Linked DNA regions of Mus musculus: regions 1, 2, 4, 5, 6 and 7 are each linked to region 3. Evidence: chromatin loops called from intact Hi-C (ENCODE). Cell type or tissue: left cerebral cortex. All regions are shown on one strand.

Region 1 (4,000 bases), 1.1 Mb before region 3:
ATAACAGCAACACCATAGATTCAATATGTTGCCTTGAAATTTCCTCTGCCAAAAAACAAGCAAACAAACAAAAAATTAACTGGTTACTTTTTAATTTAGCCTCTGGGCAAGTTCTTAGGACAAAGGCAAAAGGTAGCCAATTCTTTGCCAAACTAACACAGGAACATCCTCTAGCCCATCTGTTAATATTCTCCCCCATCTTGAGACCTATTGATCTAGGCTTCCACAGTTTATATGGATCTCAGCACTAAGACCTTACAAGCTCCCATAGGATAGGTCATTAATGCCTGCTCATAGTATTTAACCACTTTCCTACTACAAAGTCTCAGCATTGTCCATGCTCTGCACATACACAGAGTGGTAGGTCTGTCACAGCAATAGCCCATTCCCTGGTACCAATCTCTCTCTTAGTTACTCTTCTATTGTTATATAAAACCAAGACAACTTACAGAAGAAACGGTTTATTTGGGCTTATTGTTCCAGAGGGATAAGAGTCCATCCTGTCTGGGAATTGTGGGGGTAGGTGGAAGAAGCAGCTAAAAAAGGGAGAGCTCATATCTTAAACTACAAGCACAAATAGCCCATGAACTGGGAACGATGTTAGCTTTTAAAACTCAAAGCCTGTCTACCAGTGGCATATGTCATCTAGCAAGACCATACTTCCTAAACCAACTCAAATAGTGGCACATCTAAGCCTACAGGGGCCATTTTAACTCAAACTACCACAGCCTTTGGATTTGACTTAGTTGGCACTATGTGTGAGGAATGTGGTAGTTTGAATAAGAATGTCTCTCTCCAAGGCTCATAGATTTGAATGTTTGGTCTCCAGGGAGTGGCATGATTAGACCGTGTGATCTTGTTGGAGGAAGTGTATCACTGGGGGGTGGGCTTTGAAGTTTCAAAAAGTTCAAGCCAGGCCAGGTTGCTCTTTCTCTTTCTGCTGCCTGTGGATCAAGATGTAGAACTCTCACCTCCTCCAGCACCATGTCTGCCTGCATCCTGCCATGTTTTCTGCCTTGATGATAATGGACCAAACCTCTGAACTGTAAGCCATCCTCAATTAAATGTCTTCCTTTATAAACATTTACCTAGTCCTGGTGTCTCTCTTCACAGCAATAGAGCATTGACTAAGACAGGGAGTGTCTATAGCTTTTGGAGAAACCCTTTCCAGAAGCATTCAACCTGGTTGTCAAGCTCCAGAGGTATATATACTTTTAAACATTCCGGGTCATGTTTTAAATAAATTACATTTACATAAAAGCTATTTTCCTTTAAAATTAGTTATTATTGTAATAGCAATTATCATTAATTTACTGTATCCTAGTCACACTGCTAAGTATGTATTAGTATATATACAGTAAGTTTAATTCTCCTGATCCTGTTGGGTGGGCGATGTTACTAATTCCATCTTATGGACGAAAGAGCAAGGCACTCAGAGGGTCAACCTTCTCCAGGCCACAGACTCACAAGTGAGTTTCCCAGGAGGAAAGGGATAAAAGGAAAAATGAACAAAATGGAGAAAGAGCCAGTCTTGAGGAGCAAACCTATAATCCCTGTTACTACTTAGAATGGCTGAGGCAGGAGGATCACAAGGTGAATGCCAGCCTGAGCTACAGAGTCGGGTGAAACCTAGCCATAACTTAGCTAGACTTGTTTCAAAGTGAAAAGTTAAAAGAAAAGGGAGGGTAGAGTGGAGATCGAGGTCTGTGGTGGAGCATTTGACCAACTTGCATAAGGCCCTGTGTTCAATCCTCAGTACTGAGGGAAAATTAAACCTTTTTCCTTTGGTAGCCACTTTGTCTCTGTATGTCTTCTTTTTATAGAGTTATTGCAATGTACTATGAAAACTTGGCAAGAAGCGTGTCTCACGTCTTGCTATACTGAAAGAGACTGTGGGAATACACCCTAGATATATTTTCACTAATGAAACTGCAAGGACTAAGGCAATGTAAGGGAATAATGATGATTTATAAAGGAATTATATGAGATCAAACTTCTGAGACACAGGGACTATAAGAAAACCTATTACCTTTTGGCAAAATGTTCGCAAAGGTCTCTCTCTCTCTCTCAGTCTCTCTCTCTCTCTCTCTCTCTCTCTCTCTCCCTCTCTCATTCTTTTCTGTCATCAGATGCTGAGTTTTACTAAATAATCTTTTGCAAATGTAGAATTGAAAACTGAGTTTGTCATGGTCAGTAAAAGCTTAGTATTGGGTCTATGCATGTGTTCTGGAGTGACACTAAGTTACCTTCAGAAATAGCAACACAACATCCCAAGCTGGCAGGAAACCTCTGAGTCACCCCTTGTATTCATAGACCCTAAATTTAATCAAACATTCCAAAATTCTGCTTACATCTTTTAAAAATTTTGTTTGATCTCAAGAATCCCAGTTGAATTCAGTCAACAGGTTTTCAGGGAGTCCTGGGGGCAGGGAAAGCTGCTAAACACCCCTTACTTTATAGATTAAGAAACAAAAACAAGTCTAAGACTGAGGGAAGTTGAACTGTTTGTAGTTAAAAATTAGAAGTAACAGATGGGGGACTAAAAATCCTGCTCCTCTGTTCCACATGCAAGCCCTGTTTCCCACACTAAGGGAATGTTATATATTTTCTTCTAAAAGGTCTGTAATGAGAAAACACAAGATGGGACATCTTTCCCTACTCCTTACTCTCAGGTATACAGAAAAATATGTGGTCAATATTACTTAACATTTCCTGACAGTGTGCCCCACACTGTGTGGGCTCCTAAGCTCACTGGAAGATGTTGTCTCCCCAACCGTTCCTCCATGATCAAACTCCCCCCCCCATACTTTTTTTGTTGTTATTTCTCTTAGACAGTTCTTGTTCTTCCTAATATAAATTCAGACTTTATCAACAGAGGATGCATGTGCAAAAGGCAGGAGTGTCTGCAGACAGCATGCCTGGGATTATTATATTCTTCCATTTAGCGGCAGCCCCCCTGAAGGACTTCAGATCACATGGAATGGCTCTCAAAAGAGGGCGTGGTGAAGCCTCAAGGAGAGATGTCTGTCCCAGAACATTTGTAACCGGACACCTCACCACTTAGAGCAGCAGCTGAACTTAAGCCTCCTCTAGACAAACTTATTTTTAAAATCAAAATAAATAAGACAATTCCCCCTCCCCTCCCATCCTTATCTGTACTGCTTCTTTGTCCCTGTGTCTGTCTACTCTAATTTCCCACCCCCCATCTCAGCAATGTTCTCAGGGAGCAAGCGTTGCCATGGTCTGAGCTTCTCATAACTGGGGGAATTGAAGCAACTGTTCCTTCCACTTGCAGCCAACTTGGAGAGACGTGGAGGGGAGCAGAAAGGAAAGTCATAGCAGAAGAAGGAAACTTTGTTTTGAACCTCTGGACCTTGGAGAGTATAACTCAATTTCAGCTTCACAAGCTTGCTCCTCAGCTGGCAGGTCCCATCAGCCCGCTTGACACCGTGGCTATTATTCCACCTCATCTTATTCATTTTTCCAGTGACATTGACTGAGTCCTTTCTGTGTAGTAAGCACTACTCTTGGCACTGAGGATGAAATCACCAACTTAATTTCTTTCTCCAAAATATAAGTATTTCCATGGAGGGGCCAGCCCAGTGAATAAGTACTTGCAATCATGAATGAGTTATATGGGAACATACAGAAAGACAACCTAAGACTGTGTATAAGTTATTTATTGCTGCATAACAAATTGCTCCAGACGTGGCAGTTTAAAACAACAAATTCTGATTATCTCATGCAGTGTCTAGGGGTCAGGGGCTTACTGGATAGCTTTGGCTCACAGTCAATCATGAGCTTGTTGTCAAGATGTCACTTGGGACTACAGTCATCCACAGGCTTCACTAAGATACAGAAGAAAATCCCCCAGTGAGGTCACTCACGAGACTTCTGACCTTAGTTCTATATCACATGGTCCCCTCCTTTGAGCTGATCACAAGAAGGTAACCACTCTTTCTTTCTCCTAGCATGCAATTTAAGAGCAAGCCAGGCAGAT
Region 2 (4,000 bases), 66 kb before region 3:
AGTGACAGTCCAGCAAAAGCCGCTAGATAACGTCCTTCTCTCTCTGCCCCACTGATTCGTGTGAAGAACGTTGCCAGAAGATGGCCCAACGGTTTATAAAGTTGGCAAAGCTATTGCCAGACCTTTTCTTCTAAAGGTCAATTAAAAATGCTAGCTGTACTGTAAACAGAATTCTTCATAGAAGAAGACCACACGGTACCCAGAGTGGTCTCTTAATACAAAATATCAATTCGATTTTCCTCAGGAGATTCACTCTCCTTTTGCAATGCAAATATTTTCAAGTGTACTAAACACGTTTTAGCACCTCAACATAGGCACTAAAACTATTTGCATGCAAAATTACCCAGAGTAGGCAGACAGGCACAAGCTTATGCTAGCACCATATGTGCTGAAGAATTCGAGCCAGAAAACAGCTAGTACTGGACGGTATTTACAATTTAAATTTAATTTTACATTATTATTCAAATGAGCATTTATATATAAGTCTCTATTAAAATTAATGCTTCACATGGAACAAAATTTTCACCTAAAATTATACTTGCAATAGTACTGGGCCTTTTTGCCCAGCTATCTAGATCATTTAAGAACCACAAAGCATTTCTATTTGTTTTTCGATTCTACCTGAACGACAGAGTCACGCTTTTCCTATGAGAATGAAAAGTAAAACTAATCTCGATTGGAAGGCCGGAAATCAACACAAGCACAGACCAACCCTGACACACTAAAGAGTGTAAACGATCGGAGAGAACCCGATGCTGCCTGATGATATCATAGTTCTTTTCTACCTTTCCACTAAAACGCCAACGATCTCTTTCCCTTTGCCTTCCAACAAGTTCCATGTGTTTTGTGAACAGTGACATGCCTTTGGCTTGATGTTTTGTTTGCAAAATGCAATGTGTTTTACTGTCCCCAGAAAGTAGCACTTCTTTGTATACTCAGAAACACGATCAACTGCATGCCCTGTTTTGTGCAACCCAGGGAAGGAGCCTTCCACCCTGGGCAACAGCGGTATGTGTGTGAGGGGTGCCTCAGAAGCCGTTGCTACAATACCACAAACAGAAGGCTGCCTCCTTCACTGTCCCCGAGAGTCATTTTCTATTTTAGGATTGGTAAAGTGGTAAGTCTTTAATGTCACTGATTTAAACGCTGCGCACTTTACGTTCATCTTCACTTTACAGAGAAAACTCTAGATGGATCAGAAGCCAGCATTCATTTTGCTCACCTGGGCTGCTTGGCTGTGTATTTATTCTTGGAGGCCCTTTGAAAATAAAGTCTCCATCCTCTCTTCATTGGTTCCCCACAGATCCACGGTTTCCTACTTACAGCTAGTGCACACACATCATAGAGGTATCAGCCAAATAAATACAAAACTTGAGTGGGGTTCTTAGAGATTGTTATTTTGTAGTCTATTTTAATGAAAGTCTATGAACCAAAAGTAGAAATATCCTTCAAATACTGGGACTGTGGTAATCTTTATAGCCTGTGGCCAAGGAACTCAAACTGGAATAGAAGGAATAGAATAACTTTTTAAAAATTAAGGATAAAAATAGTGTCAAATGTACCTAGAATCTTAACTGCAAAACATATTTACTCCTGGATTAACTATAATAAATTTTACCTTAAACCTAGCAAATAGAATGTTTCTTTTGAAAAACTTAAAAAGTAGGGCTCTAAGGCTAATGTCTCTTTTGCCTTCTTTTCTCCCCCTTTTTCTTGAAAACCACAGGAAGCTGCCTTCTTCCCCGACTTGCAATCAGTCTCCAAAATGTTGAATCATTGCCTGGATGCATGAACTCAACTGTGTGCAGCTTTAATGTATAGCAGCCAACATTTCTATACATAAGTACTCTCAAAGGGGCTCAGAGGAGAACTAGAGACCTTTGGTTCTGTGGGTTTAATGGGAATGGAAAATCTCCACGTTTACACATCTATTCTCACATATTAATATCATTACATTTAAACGGAGGTTTGATTTCAAACATTGAATTAATTAAGAAGGGAACATCTACGGTATTAGAAAGCCAAATCAAATGCCAACAGCGCCCTCTACTGACTTCTAAAAGAAAACTTTTTTTTTTTTTTTGTCTAGCAACAGAAAGAAAATTTCTGTTTATTTACTTAGCGAAGCACCCAGACACCAAATTAAATGTCTTAGAAAATACCAAATCCCTTGGTAAACCTGAAGGAAAAATGCGAAGAATTTTATAAATAGAAATCAGCAGTCATGTGGATGCTCCACTACCAATAAAAATTTCCTGTTCCACTAACAAATTGTGAACCATTTCCTAGCCTGGGAGCCTTTATTACAGTCAGGGCAAAAGCTAAAAAACAATTAGGGTTGGGTTAACATTCGCATTTACTACCACCAGGCACAAATATGAAACTTGGATTCCGAAAACTGAGAAGTCTTAATGGAAGTTTCAGATTCTTACATTATACTTCCATGCTTCTTGCTGTGTTAAAAAAAAAAAAAAAAATCCAAGCTCTTTCTTTATGGTTATTTCTTTTAGGAACCATAGATCATTTCTAATTCTCACACAACTTTGAGGCAAAGATACACTGGGTTCTTTTACTAAGTGCTAACATTTGCTGCAATGGGTATTTTAATTAAGGCAATCAAAGAACTGAAAAATAAAATAAAAAATATGTTCCTGCCAAAGCCCTTGCTCCAGACTTCGTGGAGACTGCCACGGTCTACACCTGCAATGAATCTCATTGGTCTCACTCCGTGAGTGCTGCCGCTGCCTTAAATCCCCCCACGCACTGCAGCGTTGGCCACATTTTTATGCAGCCTGGCTCCCTGCTCTGAAGCAGAACTCCTGAACAGCACATTCTGATGTTCTCCAGTCTCACTCACTTCACCAAGTGAGACCTGACAAGCTTTACACGAGAGGCGGGTGTGAGAGAGTCAGGAATGTTGGTGTGAAGGCACCAGAAGGCAAAGCAAGCGTTTCCTACTGACAGAGGAAGGAGCAGAGTGGCCTGAGCTTGCTGCGTGGATGCTCTGGCTCCACTGCACAGGCTTTCCCCGACGACCCTCCCTCACCTCCACCAGTCTGTGGTGGGAGGGTTGCCATAAATTTCTAGTAAATTGTAGGCTGCTAAATTAGAAGCGTTCTTCAACTCTCACCTCCTCCCATCAACTCCTCGCCTTTATAACTGTATTCTCTCACTCTGGCACGCGCACACGTGTGTGCATATACATACATACATACATACATACATACATACATACACACACAGACAGAGAGAGAGAGAGAGAGAGAGAGAGAGAGAGAGAGAGAGAGAGAGAGAGAGATGCTACCTTTATCATCCAGAAAGAAACATTTCTGTTAAATCGCCACCCTTCGTATTAAACTTTCTGTTGTAATTTAGGAAACCACAGTGGTTTCCTAAAGCATTCCTAACTGTGTCAAAGCTTCAGAGAATCTTTTTTCCTACGGCAGGTTCTTCCCCCACCCCATTCAAGGGTCTTCTCTGCTGTTTCTAAACTGTGTGACCTAAGGTAGGACACTCAAACTTGTTAATCTCGGATTACTTCTTTCATGGAAAGAGGATGGTAACAGCATTCTACTTAATCTATGGGGTTTACTGAGATTCTCATGAGATAAAGTTTACAATATACTCTAATAGGATGTCTGGTACATAAGAAACAACCCTTACTATTTCTGCATACATAATGAACAAGAAAAACGTCTCAGGTGAATGAACCAATGTACTACTGAACCTGTGTGTGGCGTGACACTGTCCTTCCGTGGGTTTCTAAAGGCAACTGCCTCTGGACAAAATGTGCAGGGAGGGCAGCAGCTCAAATCTCAGATTCAGAAGTGGGTAAATTTCCTTCTAGCCTTGTCTGGGAGACATCTCTGCCTGCTCATGGCTTTGAATCAGTTAAACTCTTTTAGCTTTGTGGCGCTACCCTACAAAGGGAGGGCATTGTCTAGTTCACACTGCTAAGTTAAGACTATGTGGCCACAGGTCTTGGTGAATGAACCCCTTC
Region 3 (4,000 bases):
TCTTTATTAGCTTTACCTGTGTTCTTGCTGTAAATTATGAAATGAATTATAAGTTTCAGACTAACTGGAAAAAAAATATATATATATATAAAATTACCCAATGACTTCCACCATTGCAGCATACCTGCAACTCAAATTTGAGGATTATGCTGCTATACAACATAAAAACATAGTATGATGATGGAATATTAGTGTTGTTTATTCTCCATTTAAGTGGACAGGGTAGTATTTTTCTCTCACATCTTATAGTAAACTCTAGGGTTTAGAATATACTTAGCTATTTAAATTTTTGGCAGGATATGATTCTGTTCTAGAAACATACTTTATTTATGTTTATACATTTTGATTTATTTCTATGCCTCTTTGCTGTGTCCCCAAAGCCTCATGTAAAGCACATAGAATATTAGAGCAGAAATATATGAGAAAGAAAAAAGTAAGCCAGCAGAGTTTAATGAAGTTAATGGTGAGACAGTTATAGAAATGAACTGGTTACTTTCAGATTATCACTCTGGCTCTTGCCTTCATGGAGTCAATATTGGAGGGCTGTAGAAGGAGAAAGAAATATAGTTATGAAATTATTCCCTGTATCAAACATAAAGAACTATAAAGATCTCAGAAACAAAACAGGTCATAATTATTTCAAGGGTTGAAATTTGGAGCATTTAGAATCTGAGATACGAGGCTCAGTCATGGCTTCCCTCTCCAAATAGTGAATTTCCACCAATCCTTCTACCTTTCTTCCAACAACAACCTAAGGCATGCTGACAAAATGAATTAATACTAAATGAACGGTTCTAACCACTGTGTTCAAAGTGTATCAGTTGGTGGTCTATTTTACTACAAGCCTAAAGTTTGAACTATCTACTAAACTGGCCTTTGTCAACTAGTATGCACCAGACTTAATGTATGAATGTTGCTCTAAAAAAACTCCAAGTTATGTCATTCAGTTGACAGAAGTAAGCCTTTATCATTGTTTTGCCTCCACTGTGGGATCTACAGTGTGGGATTTGTAAGGAGCATCTGCATTTGCAGTTGGTGAAGACCTATTAATTTGTGTTAAGGTACTTTGTAACTATTTCTCAAAGCATTGATTTTTTTCAGTAATATAATTTCTTTGGGAGAAACTCAGTTCTTGGACATGTCATGATGGATCAGGCATGCGACATCAAAAAGACCCTCAGAACTCACAAAGACAGCAGCACCATGCACAAGACCTACAACAGATACAAACCAGATGAGATCCTAGCACTGTGAGGGAAAGGAGACTCTTAAAAGCCTGCTTTGGGAGATGGAAGAGAAAAGAAAGTAACATACTATTTCAAGAGCAACTCAGCATCAGGGAGATGATACACTCAAGTGTCTTGGGTTTTCTCCTCTTTCTTGATGAACTCAGTAGACGTAAGCCTGGCCAGAACATCCCACATCAGGGCAGGTATAAATATGTGAGTTTCTAGTTTGAAAACTGAAATAACTTTTTAATTTATTACTAAAAATACTGAGTTCATCATTGAACATCCTAGGTAAGTTAGATTGCCCTCCAACCACCTTGAAAAACTCTATGATCACCTTAAACTAAGATTTGTAAGGAGAAGTTCAGTCTCAGGGTGGCTGGGGGCCACATTCACACGCCTTGCCCTTAAGTTCTGCATAGGTAAGAATTCCCTTCACCTCCAAAGAGCCACTGAATTCCAAGTGCAGGGATTTCTATGAGAACACTACACACTGCAGTTTAACTCAACCTTGCCAGCTAACTACATTAAGGAGTCAGCTGAGACCACAGGAGAAAAGGAACAGAGATCTGTTTCATTGTGGCCAGTATGTCTCTGTGTAAGTTCCCCAGGCACCATTAAATGTACTTTTCTGAAAGACTTGGTGACTTAACTTCCTGATATAGGACACTATATGCTTAAGGAGCCAGAGAAAGATGAAATAGGAGAGCTGATATTAAGCCAGCTAAAGATCTTTCTTTCCCTAGGAAATCTTACAAGGCTGTTTGGAGAAATAAAATGTCAAATGTACAAAGATTTAAAGGGTAGAAGTCAGATCTGTGACTTCCCGTCAAATTCTTTCTATGAGTCAGATTCTGTAGGATAATGCTAAAGAGCAAACCTTATCACATCCAGGAAAGTCAACTGTATATATTCAAAGCCTCGTAAGTTTCTATTACTTCTATTACTTATGCTATATATTGTATTAAAGCCTATTTAAGGCATAAGCGTTAGCTTCCTTAAGCCAATGTTTTTACAAGTTCATGACCATGATAAAATATATTGCTTTTCAGAATAAATACCCTTTATGCCTATCATAACTGTATTCTACCAATTTAATTATACCAACACTCACAGGAGACTTTTTTTTCCCCTAGAAATAGTCCGTGTGTAATGCCTGCAGTGACATCTACTGGTAAAGAAACACTCCTAGTTCTTCTAAACAGTAGACTCCTAGGCACTCATTTTCATTCTCTAGGCCTGAATTTCCCCACCAAGGTCAAGTAATTAGTTTCAGACACTTTTTTTTTTCATAATAAAAAATGTGAAAATGACATTTTACTTGGGAGGATAAGGATTCTCCATGCATTTGTTAGTCTGTATTTCTCCACTAAAAACTGTTTCTGTGTTCGATGCCTCTCTCTGTGTCTCTCTGTGTCTCTCTGTGTCTCTCTCTCTCTCTGTCTCACTCTGTCTCTCTCTGTCTCACTCTCTCTGTTTCCTCTCTCTCTCTCTCTCTCTCTCTCTCTCTCTCTCTCTCATTCAGTTCTTATAATGGTCCCTAAGGTATGTGCTGTTATTTTTATTTCTCAGGGGAAGAAGAGAACAGACATTCAGAGAAGCCAAAATCCTTGTTCAAGCTAATAGAGTGTGACAAAGTTCAGATCATCTTCTGCTTCTATCTGACCTACACCTCTATATATAAGTTTTTTCCAGCCACCTTCCATCTCTGGTGTCTTTGGGAGCAATCCAACCTCCACATGACCCTCCCATTCCTTTTCTCTAGCTATGGCAACCTAGAAAGTTGGTGCTTACTCCCCAAGATAGGAGAGTGAAGGCATAAATATTAAAGTTTCTGGCTACAAGGAATCTAAAGTAATGTTGCAGAAAGTATCCCATGAACATCTCTCGATGCTCTGTGTGTGTTCGTGCACCTCCATTCCTAGTGCAAAGAAATGAACCTTAGAGAAAACTGTCCAACTCTGCAAAAACATAACAAGAGACCTGGTGCTTAAGCCATGCTTCTTAAACAGTGGGACATACCGTAATACATTAATGTGAGGGCTGCAAAATATGACAAAAGGAAAGGGTTTCTGAACACACAGCAACCAAAAACTAATTCAGAGCCAAGCACAGAGTCAATCTGATATGTTTCTGGAAGCACTCACTTGTGTTGTATCTTAGGACATCACTGCAATCTCATTCTGAACACACATTAATACTTTGCACTACATTAGCTGCACATTGTTTTGTTTTCTTAAAATTATATAAGTGTAAGAGTATACACACACATATACATACATACACACACACACACACACACACACACACACATATATATATATATATATATATATACCCCTTGGGATGACAAAGTTCATTTCAAGGGCCATAGCAATTTAACAAAAGCCCCAGTGCTAGGCATGAGAAACCTCCTAAATTATCATCCAGGAACATTCAAAAGACTGCCAAAATATATAGGCTTTTGCCTTTGGTTGCCTCCAAGAACTTGATCTACATTGATAAAGATGCATGTCAGACAAAGGACTTGGAAGAATTTATCTGGAACTGACCTGGCAAAGTCCTCCTGGAGGACTCACACTCTTAGTACCAGAACAAGCTATGCAAACTGCCAAAGGAGAAAATCAACCGATAATAGTCCTACGCAGCCATTCGGTCTACGAGCAACAGTGACCTAATGGCAAGATACTCTGAAAGGTGCAGTTGTGGCACTTAAATCTGGAAGTAACCAACAATTGTAAAATTGCACTCAAGAACTTCTCAATACTAGA
Region 4 (4,000 bases), 1.1 Mb before region 3:
TTCTTTTACTGTAGTTTTAATTAATGAATGAATGGTATTCTTTACTATATTCAAGAGGCTCAACTACAGTGGCAAGAGATTATTTTGTTTGATTTCAGTGAATCTGACTTAAAAAAAATGTTTTATTAGTTCTTCAATCATACTTTACTACCCTCAATTCTTCTGAGATCTGCCCTGTTTCTCCATTCACCCAACTATGTGCCTTTTGGCTTTTATTTTTTTAACATCAAGTTATTCTTGGATGTGTGATCTTCTGCTGGAGCAGTGTGGTTGTCTTACCAGGGGTTATATTCTTGGAGAAACCTGAGTGCCAATAGCTTCTTGGCTAGGGGTGGGATTTCAGGCCCACGTGGACTGGCAGAGGTCTTGTGTGTGACGTCACAACCTTGGTGAGTCCAATGTGCAGCTGCCCCAATGTTTCCCTGTAGCGTCCGTGCCTCTGGCTCTTACACTCTTTCCGGCCTCTCTTCCTCAATGACCCCTGAGCCTTAGGAAAGGGGACTATGGTATATATATTAACTTGAGGGCTGAATATTCTGCAGTGTCTTATTTTCTGTGCCTTTGGCCAGTAGTTGTGGCCAAATATATATTAATCTGCTCTGTAACCTAAAACGTCATGTCCCTCATATTTGGTCTGCCTGTGTGGTCTATTAGAGGTTGTTCAAACAACATAATACAGCTACCTACATAACTGTAGTTGAGTGACTGATTAAAGATCCAGAGCTACACACACTTCATTACTACCAGCTGTAACCAAATGTTCTTTCTCTCTCGCTTTCTGCAGTACAACGGAGCAGAGCTAGCCCATTGGGTCCCATGGTCAACGTGTCTTATTGAAGAGACTTTATAGTCATAGACAATTTTTGTTTCTTTTTCAGTCAGTTTTCAGAAACAAAAATCTACATTTACTTTTCTAACCAAGTCACACATTGAACAACCCCAAGTAAACTATATATATATATATATATATATATATATATATATTCTTGTTTTACAATCATTCTCCAGTTATGAAGACTATATTTTAAACTTATTTTTCCACGATTAAAGCTCACCAATTCATAGGAAATGATTTGCTAAAACAGGATCTGACAAGCTAGAGCTCACTTTTAAGAAGCAGTGCTGAGGCAAAAAGCTTGTTGCACAGGTGCCCTGAGGATGCCCTGAGGCCCGGTGCTGAGCTGCAGCAAGAGAGGCAGTTGGCTTTGCAAAGAGCTAGCAAATACCCAACTGTTGGGCTTCAGTCTCAAGGATAAGGGCAGGGAGACATAAAGCGTGGGCCATTTCTCCCTTAGCACCTCAGCCACAAGAACCACAGTCTAAAAAATCCTAACAGAACCCCTACCCTACCTCTGCTAACTGGTACTGGTAACTCAGTGGCTGACAGTCAGTGGGAGACTTGGGCAGGTTGGTCTTCAGGAAGGGAAATTCTAACAAAAGCAGACTCTGAAAGAAACTGTAAAGAGACCTGGGGTTAGCCCCACCTCTGTCACTTCCACGGCTTGGCTTCCAGCGTGACCTCTTTCTGGTTTTGCTCATCAGCAAACTGGGGACAGTTTTAGAGTTAGACATGGTGCTGTGTAGTTGGCAAGGGTGTTCTCTCTTGCCTTCCTCCCCCTCCCAGGGAACTCTTTGTTCTGTGTGGTTTGTGTCGACTTCCCAGACCTCAAAAGCTGACAACCCCTCAACAAAAGGCCTACCCTGGACTCGGCCACTTTGATTGGCGGCAGTTCTACGACACTCTTGTCTCTGTCATTTAACTGCATGACAAGAGCGGTTTTTTTGTTTGTCTGTTTGTTTGTTTTGTTTTTTTCCCCAAATTCTGAGAACACTAGCTGGCCTGGGAGGCCCCTTTCTTATTAACCAAAATAAAAACAAATTGCCACTAGATGGCACTGCTTGTTGTTGGTCAGAGACAAGGAACTCCTTTCTGTTCTGGGCAGGGAGGGGCCAATTTCACACATTACATCAAGATCTGAGAATCAAACAGACCCCACCTAGGAGCTGGGGAAATTACCTCCACAGGTTGTCTTTATCCAGAGGTGATTTTAAAGGAATATATTGTGTTTGGATGTCAATGTTCAAAGGCTCCAAGGCAGAAAATTCCATTTCAAAAGAAAGTGTGATTAATGAAGCCACATAAATCCTGCCGAGCCGGAGCCATGGCAGGGATCACACCACACAAATCAGACAGCTGGGAGCCTCTCTCACTTTCTCCTGTTCCCATTTCTACGTCGTCACTGCATCCCTTGCTTCCTCTTTTCTTCTTTGTCATTTTGTGAACACACGGATCACCAAATCCAAAACAGGAGGGATTTTGACCGGAACTCATGGCTGCAGCTGCCTTCAAGCTGGGGCCTGGTCATTTGTGCTTTCTGCTTTTCCCAAGAATTCCAAAGGCCGACAGAGGCAGTAACAACCACAGCCTCACTAACTGCCTGCCAAACCTGAGGCAAGTCTGGATCTTTACATAGCCCACTCTTACACAGAGACAAGACTGAACTGAAGGATACTGTAGCTCTATACTAGAAGGGTTTTAGATGAGGTCTTGGGGTATTTTAGTGTACCTCACTAGGAACTTTACCCCCAAATTTCCTTGAGACAATGATGTTTCTGCCTCTTCAGAATCCTGTGCTTTTATAGCTGCTACCTGTGGCCCATGCTCTCTCAGATTTTTCCATCCAGGTACACAGCCTTCTCTCTCTCTCTCTCTCTCTCTCTCTCTCTCTCTCTCACACACACACACACACACACACACACACACACATAGTTCACACATTTCTGCCTTACTTGCTGTACTTAGAGTCCCCTCAGTGCACTAGAGTCATAGTCTCCTCTAGTCTTTGGCATCTGCTTCCAAGAATGAATCCAGTTCCCAGAGTGACCGTGACAGAAGGTTACCATGCTATCTAGAGTAAGGGCCATGGTCAGTCTAGTTGTCAAACATTCGAGCCCTAGGGCAGATGCTCTATTTAAACAACAAGTTACTTGATGGGTGCCCATCATAGACAAATACCTTGGTCTCGTCTCACCTCTCTTTGTCTACATACATGATATGACTGGCAAATATACCCTACGGAAGGGATGTGTAGACAACCTGAGCAAGTAAAGCAACCGTACAGAGGGCAGAGTGAATGCAAACACTCACTATGCTCACTACGATCCTCGGTACTACAACTTGGTTTTTAAGTTTTTAAATTCTTGTGTGTGTCACTGGTGTGTCTGCCTGGGTACTTGCACCGTGGTGTGGCTATGGAAGTCAGAGCACTTTGTGGAGTCAGTCCTCTCTTTCCACCTTTATGTGGGTTCCGGAGGTCAAACCACATTGTTAGGCTTGCTCAGCAAGTACCTATAGTTGTTGGCCTTCTCAATGGCTTATAATTATTATAATTATCACCATTACAATATGCTAGGCACAATGGCAGCTCAAGAGGCTAGAAGACTAAACAAAATGGGTAATATCTTTGCCTTAACGGAAGAGACAAAATTCATCTGACAAATTCAGTAAAAGAGTATAAAAAAAAAACAAGCAAGTCACAAAAATGATAAACATATGAACAACCATTTAACCCCATTTGGAAACCTAGAGCAATCTTCCTTTTATGACCAAGAGCCCAAAAGACTGAAAAGTAGTCTTCACAGAGATAACTGCTGCATACCACATGCTCTGGCTCTTGTGTGAAAGGCAAAAAGGAAAGAGACTTGGTCCCCTCTTGCAGTCTCAGCTTGGCTCTGATGCGGGGCGACCTGAAGGAATCTCGGCATCCGTGTGCAGCGTGGGGAACTTGCATCTTCAGGAGCATCTTCATGTCTGCGGGTGCCTTTGAGTGCCTGTGAAATGGCAGAGGCACATACCGAATAGCAACTTCCCTTCTTTTCTCTGAGAAAGGGTTTCTGTGTTGCCCTGGCTGCCCTGGAACCTGCTTTGCAGACCAGGCTGGCCTTGACTCATAGAGCTCCACCTCTCATGTGCTGGGTTTAAAGGCCTGTGCCACCATGC
Region 5 (4,000 bases), 1.0 Mb before region 3:
AAATTCAATGCAATATCCCAAGGTCACTGTAGCCCCCAGCCATGTTTTATTTGGGCTCCCATAATCTTAATATACACATCACTTGCATTTCATATCATTTGTCACTAGACTAGTTCCATGATGTCCAGAGGCCTAGTCACATATGAAAAGACAAGATCCCTGTTGGAAATTAAGAATTTGAAGCTGGAGAGAGCAGCACATCAAGACAAACATGGACCGCTTCTAAGTCATGGATCTTGTGTGACTGCTTATGTTGCACACCCATAAAGCCAGCTCTCGTGCCAAAATTTAAAAATAAAAGACTCTCACACTGGAAAATCTGTTGACATGGGATCTGTATCTCCAAATGGATGCACATAATTGGCTCCTGCCACATACCAACTTGCTTTAGTTTGATGGAACTGCCACAATCAAATGCCACAAAATCTAGCAGTTTAAACAAAGGCAATCACCTCACAGTTGGAGTCTCACATCTGAGACCAAGGTTATCAGCAGGGTTGAGGATCTTTCCTTGGTTTATATCGGGCCTCTGATCCTTGCATCTGGTTCCTTGTCCTTGTATCTTTATATGGTCTCGCTCTATACACATTTCTGTCAACCTTTCATCTGTTCCAGGCCAGTTACCCTAGATTAAGGCTTACCTCACTGAGACACAATTATGTCTCTAAAGAACCTGTCACGTGGGCCTGATGACATGGCTCAGCAGGTGCTTGTTGCCAAAACTGATCATCAAAACTGATCATCGTCTAAATTTGATCCCTGGAACCCAAAAAGTGGAAGGCCAACTCCTACAAGTTGTCCTCTGGCCTCCATAAGTGCATACACACAACAAATAAACAAGTAATCAATGAACGGAGTTTTTAAAAAAATGAACCTATCTCCAAATACAACCACACTCTGAGGTACAAGGGATTAGAACGGTAAGGTGAATTTTGGAAGCACGCATTTTAGCCCATAACACAGTTGTTTCCTTTAATGGGGGACACAGTACTCCAAGTCACTGCCATTAGCCACCTGGTAAAGCCTTCTCACCCAGAGTCTTCCCTTTGTGAGGCAGGAGTCAGTTACACAAAGCATCTCATCTGCATGCTTTGTGTAACATTCTTTTTCCTGGCTTACCTCTCTCAGAGGGAGACCGGCTCCTCCAGACCCCATCTCATACGGGACAACAACTGCACCCTTTCTCTTCATAGCTACAGAACTAAGGCTGCTGCTCAAGTATTCTTTACGGGGCAATCATGAGATCCCTAGTAGTGATGATAATAATAATAAACTGTGCCCATTGCACAGAGATAACAGTTGAAAGGCAGTGCAGAAGGAAGGGGCCGCCTGGAGGCATAACCGACTGCTCACGTCAGAGACAAGACATACAGGTTTGAGGAGTGGAAAACTCTCAGTGGCGCCATAATTCTTCCCCGGGGCTGATCACCTGACTAGATGAGGAATAGCTGTAATTGTTGATGGCAACTCAGTCTGGTCTTCATACCTATTTGCAGAAAAATGTTAGCCAGATTATAGCTGAAAACCCTGCTAATTCTGGAGAAGTTTTTGGTCTAGTGCCTAGAACAATTAAAGCATGTATTCACACCTACCACATGCGACACTGAGCAGAATTTCCAGCACAACACTTAGTACTTTATTTTTAAAAGAAATAGCAGAGACTGAGTGGTGCTCGCTCACTCTCCAGCTTCCTAGCTGGGTTTTCACTTGAGACTGGAGGGTGAGGGGCTTCTGAGCTGAAAAGAGATATATTTTTTGCGCTTTTAGAAAATCTTTGCTCAGAATCAGGAAACTTTGGATGCTAAAATGTGCCTGCACCTGCAAAGAAATTAACAAATTCCATTTGCAGGGCTCCGAGAAAAGATGGCTCAGTGTACCAGTTATTCAACCCTGGAGCTTAAGGGAGCCCTTGAACATCTTATTCAAAACTCTTTACTTTTAAGAGAAGGAATAAGGGGTTCTGAAATTTTAAATGGTTCCCCTCAAACCAGATCATCACCCACAAGGCAGAATTATTGTTTGCAGACCAACCAAAAGGGTTTGCTTTTAAACAAGCTTTGTCCTGCTAGCCTAAATTTTATGCAAAGAAAACCAAATAAAATACAGTAGCCCGCATGCAGCACACAGCTCTCTCTAGAGCAGTCTCTACTTGGACTGCAGAATTGAGAAAGGAAGGTCAAATTCCACTCCAAGGTGCTTAGCAAACAAAAGAAACTTTTCTGTGGTTGGTTTAGGAAGCTCCTGGCTGCTGGTCTCCACACAGCTCTCTGGAATCCGATATGAATCTAACACCAGAGGGCGCAGTATCCTTTGTCCTGGTGTCCTTCAGAGCCTTGAGACAGGCTCTGAAGCCTTGCTGGTCTTAAGAAACTCGATTTTCCTCTACTTACACATTTCTTGGAACCAGCTGAATCCCCAGGCTTCTTCATCTCATCTCCTTCCTTCCTAGAGGCCACCAGATTCTCCAAACAGTCTTGTGTGCATGCTGCAGGCTTTAGCAGGAAGGACTAGCGGCCTTCCCATGGCTGTGTCTCTGCTAAGCCTAGGAGACCCTACCAGTGGCCTATTGTCACTTCTCATCATGATCCAAAAGAAAGATGCAAAGCAAAAAAAATTTTTAAATCAGGACAAAATGAGCATCACGTGAGAAAAGGCACATATTCATTCTTTCTACTCACAAAAGAAACGTAATAAATGAAAGAATTGTTCCTGGGAAACTGTTACCCTCTTACAGGCATGTGTCCCCAACAGTCTGTGACTAGCTTTTGGTAGTAAATACTTACCAAAGGGACAGGCCTAAGCATCTGGGGGGTGGGGGACACACCTCTGCTACTCTCGGTCACCCACTCAATACAGTGTACCTATATCTCTCTGTGCCCTAACCAACTTCAGCAGGAAGAAATCTACTCCACACATGCTAACGTCTTCCCATATGAGATACCCTGCACTCCTGTTCCCACAGATAAATGAGCATCTCCTGTAACCACCAACCACCAAAAGCACAGCCTTCTGCAAAGTCCCCAAATTTGCTGTATGTGGCAGCTCAACCTTTAACCTCAGCACTCAGGAGGCAGAGACAAGCAGATCTCTGTGAGTCTGAGCCCAGTCTGGTCTGAATAGCCAGTTCTAAGAGAGAGACAGCTCCCCCTAAAACAAAAACAAAAACACAATTTTCCATTGTTCCATCTGCATAGAGGATCCTAAAGACATCTTAGAAAAAAAGCAATTACATTTATAGAAAGAGGATTTAAATTTGCACAGCCCCTTTTCTTATCTCTCATTGAAGTCTCCCAACAACTCTAAGAGATAGTCAAGGAAAGCCATAGCTTAATGGGCATTCCCCAGCCCTGGCTACCACAGGATGGAGGCAGCCTTAGGGTCTTGGTCATGAAGCTTGGAGAGGAACAGTTTATACAATTACAAGGCCTAGGACGTATACAATTATTACAGATAATTAATATGGTCTCAGTGTCTGAAAACATGTAGCAATTTTGGCTCCTGAACAGGACAGAAAGAAAAAAAGAAAGAAAGAAAACAAAAAGCTGCTATCAACTCTCGTCTTGTAACTTTTTTGATCACAATGTTTCACTCACAAATTTCACATACATCTTATTAGTTCACAGAGAGCAATGGGAAGGGCTGAGCCTGGAGACAGGCAGCCATGTTGTGTTTACTTGAGAGCATTTCTCTTCGACTCATAGAAAGATGATAGCATTTGTCAGGTATATACTCGGCCACTGAGATGAAAACTATAGGTGGTATTTTGGGAGGAAGAGTGAAGCTGAAGGCTTTCACTTTCAGTTTATGTTTTTATATTACTTGAAGAAATTTGATTTATGCCTGTCTTCCTATTATATCTTTTACATTTTGCTGGGGCTAATGAGACTCGTCAGAGCTGCTAGGAAGATGACTTATGTAACATGTCTAGATGGCACGTGCTCTGGCACACAGTTGATACCCACTAAACAGTAGCTCATTGTCAGCTTCTGTACCTCCTTCA
Region 6 (4,000 bases), 1.4 Mb before region 3:
ATATCATCTGCTTTTTTAAAAATATGGTTTTTCCCCTAATAGCTTTGCTAAATTTTATATTAGCTCTGCTTCAGGAAGGCAATGATCACAACAACTCATTAAACAGGATGGCAGAGGCGACAGGTTTTATTAACTCCCCATTCCCTTTCTCTTTAGTTTAGGATTATAAGGCAAGTATCTCCAAAGCAAAGCAAACTTAAAGAGGAATTTGAGTCAATCTTATTTGTATCTGAGCATGGGTGCAACAATGCTAATTTTCTTTAAATGGACTTTGGCTTTTTTTTCTCTCTCTTTAAAACAAGGTCTCAGGTAGCGGCTGGCCTCAAATTTGATATGTAGTAGAACACAGCCTTTAACTTTGGATCATCCTTTCTCTTTATTTCAAGTGTTAGCGTTCCAGGTGTATGCCTCCATACAGGGTTTTGGGTGTGTTCTATGCATGCTAGGCAAGTACTACCGCCTGAATAGAACCCCCAGCCCGGCACTCTATTCCTTAAATCTGTTTGAAACAAAACAGCTGTGTGGTTTTTTAATTCTCAAGTGATGTTTGATTTGATTATCCATGAGAGATCCATCTATTTCTTGCTTGTAGGTGAATTCATCCACGAGCGATTTAGCCAGAAGGACTTAAGCCATAAGACCATCCTTTACATCATAAACCCTTCTTTGCAAGTGACTTCCGATATCCTGGAATTTCAGGCCATGGACCCCACAGGGAACACTGCCACTCCCCAGAGGTAACTTTCCATTATTCACTGGCTCTGCATGTCACGTTTATCCGATTAAGAACGTGAAATAATCTTTTCCATACCAGGTCTTTCACTGTTTATAGGGTAAATGTTTACAGGGTAAACCTTTACAATTAATAGGGTAAATTGATGGACTATTTCATAGGCTCATGCAATTTATTTTGGAGAGGGGATTTCTGTTGTATCATTTCTAGATGATGGAGAAACCAGTAGTTCCCAGATTATAAAGGCACTAAAAGGCTCAGCAAACAGCACCCTTTTTATCACGGTTGTAAATGCATCGCCTTTCACACCCTGGGAAGTGACTGTTGGAGGCCTTTCAGGACTGAGCTCAAAGCCTGTGTGTGTTCGTATTGCAGCCAGAGGTCACTCTAGGACTGTGTTAGTCACGACTGGCTTCTGAGCCATGGTGGGTGGGGACGGAGGTGGGGGTGGGATGAAGTAGAAAGAAGCAGCCAAATATATTCTTTCTTACAAAAAAGAAAGAAAGAAAACACTTGCCTCTGTAAGTTAACAAGCCTTATAGGCAAGAAGAAGATAGTATAAACAAAAATAGAGTAGAGGGGATATTAAGTGATATTTATAAACACAAATATATATGATGTAGGATAGTGGCCATAACAAGAACAAATCTGTGATATTAACAAGATTAACAGAGCAGGATAATTTCAGTGACTGTGCCTCCTTCCCAGATGCTTCTGGATATAGACCTTGAATAATTTACTGGCTGACAGATGGTCACAATGAGGTCCATCCGTCCATTTCTCCTGCTGCATTCGTTTTCGTTATTTACTGCCTTTCCCAGACGCCTCAGAGAACATTTAATTCGTTCTAAATTTTGTGTTCACCATATCCAAGACATAAATAATAGCATAAACGAGCACAGCCCTACTATGCTCCCTCTATGTCGAATTGTGAACGGGAAGAGAAACTGAGAAAATGTTCTCAGGGCTGGATTTTCCGTGTCCTCATTCTGTAGTGTAGTTTCACCACTCGCCACCAGAGAGTGCTACAGCCATTGCTAGCAAACCCAGACATCCTGTCTCAGAAATGCGTTCTGATGCGGCTTCTTTTGCCTGTTCAAGTGCAGTCCCTCAGCCTGGTTTATTAAATAACCCCACAGACGATGTTGGTCCCGTGGTTACCATATGCCAGGCGCACAGCACTGGGTGTTAGGGATCAGGTACGAACAAGGAAGACCAGGTATCTGGACTTAAAATCCTGAAGCTATAAACACCCATTAAACTGCCTCTGCCTAAGGGAACTGATTCCTGGAGATCACGGGCTAAAGATTAGATAGCGATAACTTACCTTAAGAGAAAAGAAGAAGAAGGAGAAGGAGAAGAAGAAGAAGAAGAGAAGAAGAAGAAGAAGAAGAAGAAGAAGAAGAAGAAGAAGAAGAAGAAGAAGAAGAAGGAAGAAGGAAGAAGGAAGAAGGAAGAAGGAAGAAGGAAGAAGGAAGAGGAAGAGGAAGAAGAAGAAGAAGAAGAAGGAAAGAAAGGAAGAAAAGAAAAGAAAAGAAAAGACGTTATTTTCAAGAAAAATAGTTGACTACATTCTAAAACTGTTAACAAATTGACTTCACTCAGCCTTATAGTCGTTTAAAAATGGTTCTACTGAAATGCAGTGTTGCTCAGTTCTGCCCCTGAGTGAGTACAAACCTTTGGCCCTCCGCAAGCCAGCCAGCATGGTGTGAGTGACAGAATTTACCCCCAGCAATGATACTAGCTTTCGCCACACTTGAACCCTTTACAAGCCTTGTTGTTAGTCACAGTCGAGTCATTATCACGTGGTTAACAGCGCTATGGCTTCTGAGGAGACTGGTTGAGATTGGCATAGGCATCCTTGTACAGAGATCTCTTTCCATAGGCTCATGCTGGAGATGACGCTATCATCTGGAGATGGCTCAAACCCGTGAAGAAAGATGCCCGCGGACAGATAATTCAAAAATAACTCAGATTTGGGCCCAGCATCCTGTCTGTTACTTCCTTTTGAGGGGGCTCATGGAAGTAAACATTGCTCTGCGTTGTCTCGGTATTTGAGCGGAATAGTTGTGCCCAAGCAGACACGGATTTTGGTTTGGTTTTCTTTCCTGAAACTAAACACACATTTTTCTGATAACAAACAGGGTGCGGGTTTAGCCCGGAACACCTGAGTTTACTTCCCTATCCAACTCTTTTTTATTTTTTTTTAATTTAAATTTTTTTTTCCCAGAGTTGAGGATTGAACCCAGAGCCTTGCGCTTGCTAGGCAAATGCTTTATCACTGAGCTAAATCCCCAACATACACCCCCTGCCCCCGTATCCAACTCTTAAGAGCTGTCTTCTGAACACACACACGCACACGCACACTAAGGGGACAAGAGAGGGAGGCTTTAAAACAAATAAACAAACAAAATTCTAAATAGTGTTTTGTCGTCACAAAACAACCAGTCAGAGCCTACTTACACACACAATATGAACCATAGGCATTTAGAATTTCATGATTTTTAGCTCTACTTAATGTTATTTATTCACTAAAACCGTCATAATTTAGAACTTGCAGGCAAGGAAACAGAGGCACAGAGCTGGAGGAGGCTTACACACGCGTGCAGCTGGTTAGTATGGTAGCTGGGACTCGGCCCTTATTAGCCCATGTGGCCTGCCACCCTGCTCTGCCCCCTTCATCCTTCCTTAATGCTAGCTAAGCCTTTCTTTCCCAGTAGGTATTGGCCACCCAAGCTACAAGAGACATATTTTCCCATGAAGAACTTTAAGGCTTACCCGTTTTTGTGTGTGTGTGGAATCGTGAAAAGCAACTGTCAACGTTCGTGTGGTCTCCATATCTCCTTCCCGGGGGATATAGTGGGGATAATTATCCTTGGATCTGGAGTTGAACAGGCCTGCACTTAGTGATTGCTCACAACAGCTTTCTCATATGTACAATAGGGAACTATTATAGTTACTTTAGATAAATACATGAGGTCCCACAAATGGAAGCATCTTGGGGTCCTTACTACTAGTAGTAATTCCCCTGAGTATCTATGTTAATTCAATTGACCGTTTGAAGAAGTATCCTGAACCATTTGGTAGATGAAAGCCTATCTGTAATTAGATATTGATTTTAGGGTTATTCACAAAGCAAACAATCCATGTGGTTATTCGCAGTAAGCTAAACAGTGTGCTTTCTTTTTGTGCTTTCTGTGCATTCTTAGTTCTGAGGGATTGATAGATGCTCTATTTCATCAAACATAGGAAAGTTTGGTCTGGGTG
Region 7 (4,000 bases), 1.1 Mb before region 3:
CCAGTCAGTAGAGCCTGTTCAATATGGTTCCCAACAACTCCTAAGTACCCAGTGTCTGCTTGATGACGATTACGTACCATATTTAAAACTCACATTTCTCTCTCCAAGAGTTTGACCCCCAGCTGTTCAAAAGAGTGTTTACTTGCTCATTTCAGGATCTCCAGAGCTCTCTTCCCATTTATCAAGCAGTGAGCATCACTCAACGAGCAGTCAGCTCCTGAGAGCAGTTGTCCCCTCAGCCTAGGACCCTGAGTATGGAGACATAGCAGGGCCCTGAGATAGCACAAGAGAGGAAACCTTACTTGGGGCATTGTTGTGTAGTATATCCTAGACTGGCAGATGTTTATGAAATGGTTCCCAGGAGCTAATGAGATGTTTTTACTGAAACTGTGATAACTAAGGCTTCTACAGTACTTACACTGAGACAGGGTTGTTTTAAGTATTGATAAGCACCTGCCTATCTATTCTCAGTCCTGTGGGGTTGATGCCATTATTGGTCCCTAAGTAGAAAAAGCAGAGGTTAAAAATGGTCTATTCCCCTCCAGTTTATAGGTGACAATCCACAATTTAAAGAGAATCTCATTTCATAATTTGTATTTTGGGAGTCCTTTTCTTAAAAATAGTATTTCGGCTAGTAACAGACCCACCCTAGTAAACAACCAACCAACCAACCACCCACCCACCCAAATCTGATTCACTCAAGACTGGGCTTGGAAAACAGTTATTTCTTTTTCACCAAGAGATTTGTTTTGTCCCTTGAGCACCTGGTGGCCTGCTAGGCTTCATTTAGCATTGTTTGCCTCTCTTCTTACACTGACCATTTACGGCTTAGGAAAGTGGGCAGCAACATTCTACCACACCACAGCAAGGAAGTGTATCTATGAAGAAGAGAGAGGAGCTATGGACCAGAGAGGAGAAAGTGATCTTTTATGTCTGAAGCTTACCTCCAGAAACACGCTCCCTCCAGAAACAAGGGAGCTCCTAGCAACCCATCAGCACACGGACTTGGCACCTCACCCACCTGCTAGCCCAGCCTGGTGCTCCTAGGTTTCCAAGGCTTAAAAGAGATAATTCAATAACTGCCCATTCTATAAAAACAGACTCTTGTAGGCACATCCTTGTAAGAGTCTCAGCCCTTCAAATACCTTGTGGAGGATAATTTTTACAAGAAAATTTATAATAAATTTCCCCTGGAAATGTATGGTGGTGCTACCTAAGTATGTGGAAATAAGATAAACAGCAGAAAGAACACAAAGAGACTCCAATTTATGCCATTCAGTATAGCATCGTAGGTGGCCGGCGGGATGGGCAATGCTCAGCCTTCGCTGCGTAAACAGTGGGAAGCATGAATCAACCCGCCAACTTCTGTCCGCCTTGCTACCTTGACTACATATCCTAAGCTGTGGATCCAGTTTCTCCTCTCCTAGGACAGCTTTCCCAGTAAGTGAAGAAGGCAGAGCTGCTTCCATTGCGAGCTTTGATGCTGGCTTCTCAAGAGAGGAACAGAGGAGGCGTAGCTCATCTTTGGCAATATCAAGAAAATGTACACACTTAGGCAATAGATGGCAGTGTTTCCACAAATTTTAATACTGCAGTGGCTTTTAAGGGAAGCTTTGTGTTCAGCTCGTCAGTAGCTCGCCGTGATCGTATAGTGGTTAGTACTCTGCGTTGTGGCCGCAGCAACCTCGGTTCGAATCCGAGTCACGGCAGGAATTGAGGAGGCTTTTGGAAGAAAAATAAAATGTGGCCACATGCTGTATGGCATCCAGGCTAAATTTTACAAACAGACAGAATAGTGAAGATCAACTAAAACCAAGAATCAGCATAAATATTTTAAACTTTATGAAGATGACATCTATGTAGTTGCTTTATTAATGGACCAATCCTGCTGCAAGTGCATTGCGTGGGGATTTTTTTTATTTGCATTGACGGATAATATGATAAAACTGGAGTGTAGTGGGCATGTAATTATTATTAATTACAACTACTTAAGCTGTGCTTTGAGCAGACTCGTCAAGTCTGCTTGCTTTTGAGCCTTGCCAGGGCTATACAGTAATAACAGCCCTGAATTATTTGGAAAGATGTCAGCAGGAGATGTGGAAATCCTGTTTAACCAGGCATGAATTGTTGTTAGGAGGGTTTTTTTCCAGGATGACAGAGAGAAAATGAACTGTCCCTTATCAGTAATTGCAGGAAACATTTTGTTTCTATGATATGAACTGGTTGTAATTTAACTTTCCTGCATCATTGGATAATGTAAGAAGCCAGTTGTTGCTCAGAATGAAAATCTCTGAAGTGGGCATTTGGGTCTGATAAAGGGGGTATATTATAAGTAGACAATAGGGCTCAAGCCATAAATAATGTCCATATATGGCAAAACTTTTTAAATGACATTTTCCAAAAGACTGGGGTTTGTATTGTAAGTAGCTAAATGTTGAATTAATGTGAGTAACACGACTTTAATGGGCTTTTCTCTAGGACTTAAAAACATGAACAATCCAACCTAAAGATGTCAGCTGTGCGTGTGTTATAATGAGGTTCTAATGCTCCCCCACTGTAGCTGTCATGTTTTAAATAAGGGGCCACTAGAAGAGTCTACATTAATGGCCCCATGGCTGTCTCCTTGACTACTTAGCAATAGTGTATTGAATTTACAGAATGCTAACAAATTTTCAAATAATTTTCTCCAGGGTTGATTGAGTTCTTTCAGAGCCAGTGAGTTCTTGCAAATATTGTAAAGGGACGAGAATAAGTGCCATGCCTCCCTTTCTATCCAGCAGTCACCGTTTGATTATGAACCCCAAACATTGGTCTCAGAGCCCCGTGTTATGGAAGCAGTAAAATGTGTTTATTGTCTCTTCCCAAGACTCCCTTTCAAGATCATTTTTCACTCTGAAATCTCTTCTGACTCCTGACTCCGCATCCCTCCTTTATTCCCACTGTTCCCACACACTTGCCTGGCCCCCTGCCCTGCCCCCTGCCCTGCCCCCCTCAGCCTTTACCTCAGGACTGCACCTTCTTATCTTACTGCCAGGACTAATGCTACTTCAAGCATACTGCAGTTCTTTAGTTAAAACAGGAGGATCCCAGATCTTGGTATTTTCGTAAGTGACTGAAAGTGCAAGGAACATCTCATCTGAGGACCGCACCCTGCGTTCATCAAAATTCAAGGGTCGCAAGCAACAGAAACCCAATCTGGAAGCACGAGAGGCATGAACCAAAGCATTGGCTTCAGAAACTATCTCAGGTCAGGCTATTGAGGAGAACCAGAGCATGCTCGCCCCATCTCATATTTCTTCCAGAATGTTACTGTGATTCTCTGCAACTTACTTCTATGTAGCTGAAACTGTGTCAGGTCCTGCTCTTTATATAGTAAGCATTGACTGTAGTTGGGAGGGAGATCTCTTCTGTTTCTTTTCAAAAATCCTGGACAGGATGAAATAGGCTTATCGTCCATCAGAGTCCATCAGCTATGTCATGGGGACAGTGAGATAGACAAAGGAGAGCCGTTATCACATCAGGAGGCCAGAGGGAGAGACCTGACAGCCTTGGAGTCGCTACCATCTTTCCCTGCTCTGCAGAGCATCCGTGTCTGTTTCCACAGGCCCGTGAGTTTGCCTCCCACCCAACCAGCGCACTTACTACCGTGTTGATCACTGTCCTGTGTCTGTGATAAGAAAGCACGAACAAGGAACTTATTGAACAAATAGCCTATTTGGGGGGCCTATGGTTCCAGAGGGACACGAATCCACCGCCACCGTGGCAGGGAAAGTAAGGTAGTAACAGAGGCAGAAACAGCTGAGAGCTCACAATTTGAACCAAAAACAGGAACCAGAGAGAGAGCCAGCTCAGAATGGCACCTGAGCTTTAAAACCACAGGGCTCACCCCAGTGTGGTTTCCCTCCTAAATCTAACCAAACAGGTTCACCAACTGGGTACTGCTTCGCTAAAAGCCGAAGAACTTGGGGGTGTCTCATCCAAACCACCACAGTTGCCTCGC

Evidence for each region. A loop is a pair of places that touch in the nucleus more often than their neighbours do. Peaks named below come from ENCODE experiments on the same cell type or tissue, not always from the same donor. Only the 100,000 strongest peaks of a DNase experiment are listed, where the experiment ranks them.
Region 1: it touches region 3 in a loop (2.8-fold over the local background); 13 of 42 quality-filtered maps call a loop at or near these places.
Region 2: it touches region 3 in a loop (2.3-fold over the local background); 5 of 42 quality-filtered maps call a loop at or near these places.
Region 4: it touches region 3 in a loop (6-fold over the local background); 14 of 42 quality-filtered maps call a loop at or near these places.
Region 5: it touches region 3 in a loop (10-fold over the local background); 8 of 42 quality-filtered maps call a loop at or near these places.
Region 6: a loop joins it to region 3, with 6 times the contacts of the local background. A loop is called at or near these places in 7 of 42 quality-filtered maps.
Region 7: a loop joins it to region 3, with 4 times the contacts of the local background. A loop is called at or near these places in 13 of 42 quality-filtered maps.

The regions. Positions count from the first base shown.
Region 1 is chr4:82,597,674-82,601,673 of GRCm38, reverse strand. No RefSeq gene overlaps it. Among named protein-coding and RNA genes, the nearest start is that of Gm42305, 5.6 kb to the left of the region's middle. In left cerebral cortex, no CTCF peak of the experiment used is centred here; a DNase peak (open chromatin) is centred at 1,838.
Region 2 is chr4:81,562,580-81,566,579 of GRCm38, reverse strand. No RefSeq gene overlaps it. Among named protein-coding and RNA genes, the nearest start is that of Mpdz, 120 kb to the right of the region's middle. In left cerebral cortex, a CTCF peak has its summit at 2,035 (motif pointing left); DNase peaks (open chromatin) are centred at 367, 870, 1,899 and 2,808; H3K4me3 peaks cover 1,063 bases; H3K27ac peaks cover 1,232 bases.
Region 3 is chr4:81,496,726-81,500,725 of GRCm38, reverse strand. No RefSeq gene overlaps it. Among named protein-coding and RNA genes, the nearest start is that of Mpdz, 56 kb to the right of the region's middle. In left cerebral cortex, a CTCF peak has its summit at 2,406 (motif pointing left); a DNase peak (open chromatin) is centred at 2,402.
Region 4 is chr4:82,612,264-82,616,263 of GRCm38, reverse strand. No RefSeq gene overlaps it. Among named protein-coding and RNA genes, the nearest start is that of n-THgtg10, 5.4 kb to the left of the region's middle. In left cerebral cortex, CTCF peaks have their summits at 1,684 and 1,889 (motif pointing right); a DNase peak (open chromatin) is centred at 1,947; H3K4me3 peaks cover 393 bases; H3K27ac peaks cover 247 bases.
Region 5 is chr4:82,540,613-82,544,612 of GRCm38, reverse strand. All of the region lies in intron 1 of Gm11266 (predicted gene 11266), which reads right to left. Among named protein-coding and RNA genes, the nearest start is that of Gm11266, 35 kb to the right of the region's middle. In left cerebral cortex, a CTCF peak has its summit at 2,280 (motif pointing right); DNase peaks (open chromatin) are centred at 1,546, 2,289, 2,917 and 3,894; H3K27ac peaks cover 2,298 bases.
Region 6 is chr4:82,931,598-82,935,597 of GRCm38, reverse strand. It overlaps Frem1 (Fras1 related extracellular matrix protein 1), which reads left to right. Exons shown (of 37, transcript NM_001198811.2): 27 at 593-737. It overlaps Gm33260 (a long non-coding RNA gene), which reads right to left. Exons shown (of 3, transcript XR_390683.3): 2 at 3,512-3,614. Among named protein-coding and RNA genes, the nearest start is that of Gm33260, 9.9 kb to the right of the region's middle. In left cerebral cortex, CTCF peaks have their summits at 1,084 and 1,744 (motif pointing right); DNase peaks (open chromatin) are centred at 1,096 and 1,760; H3K4me3 peaks cover 745 bases; H3K27ac peaks cover 578 bases.
Region 7 is chr4:82,617,332-82,621,331 of GRCm38, reverse strand. It overlaps n-THgtg10 (a tRNA gene), which reads left to right and starts at 1,638; the gene lies at 1,638-1,709. In left cerebral cortex, a CTCF peak has its summit at 1,571; DNase peaks (open chromatin) are centred at 310, 1,035 and 1,541; H3K27ac peaks cover 366 bases.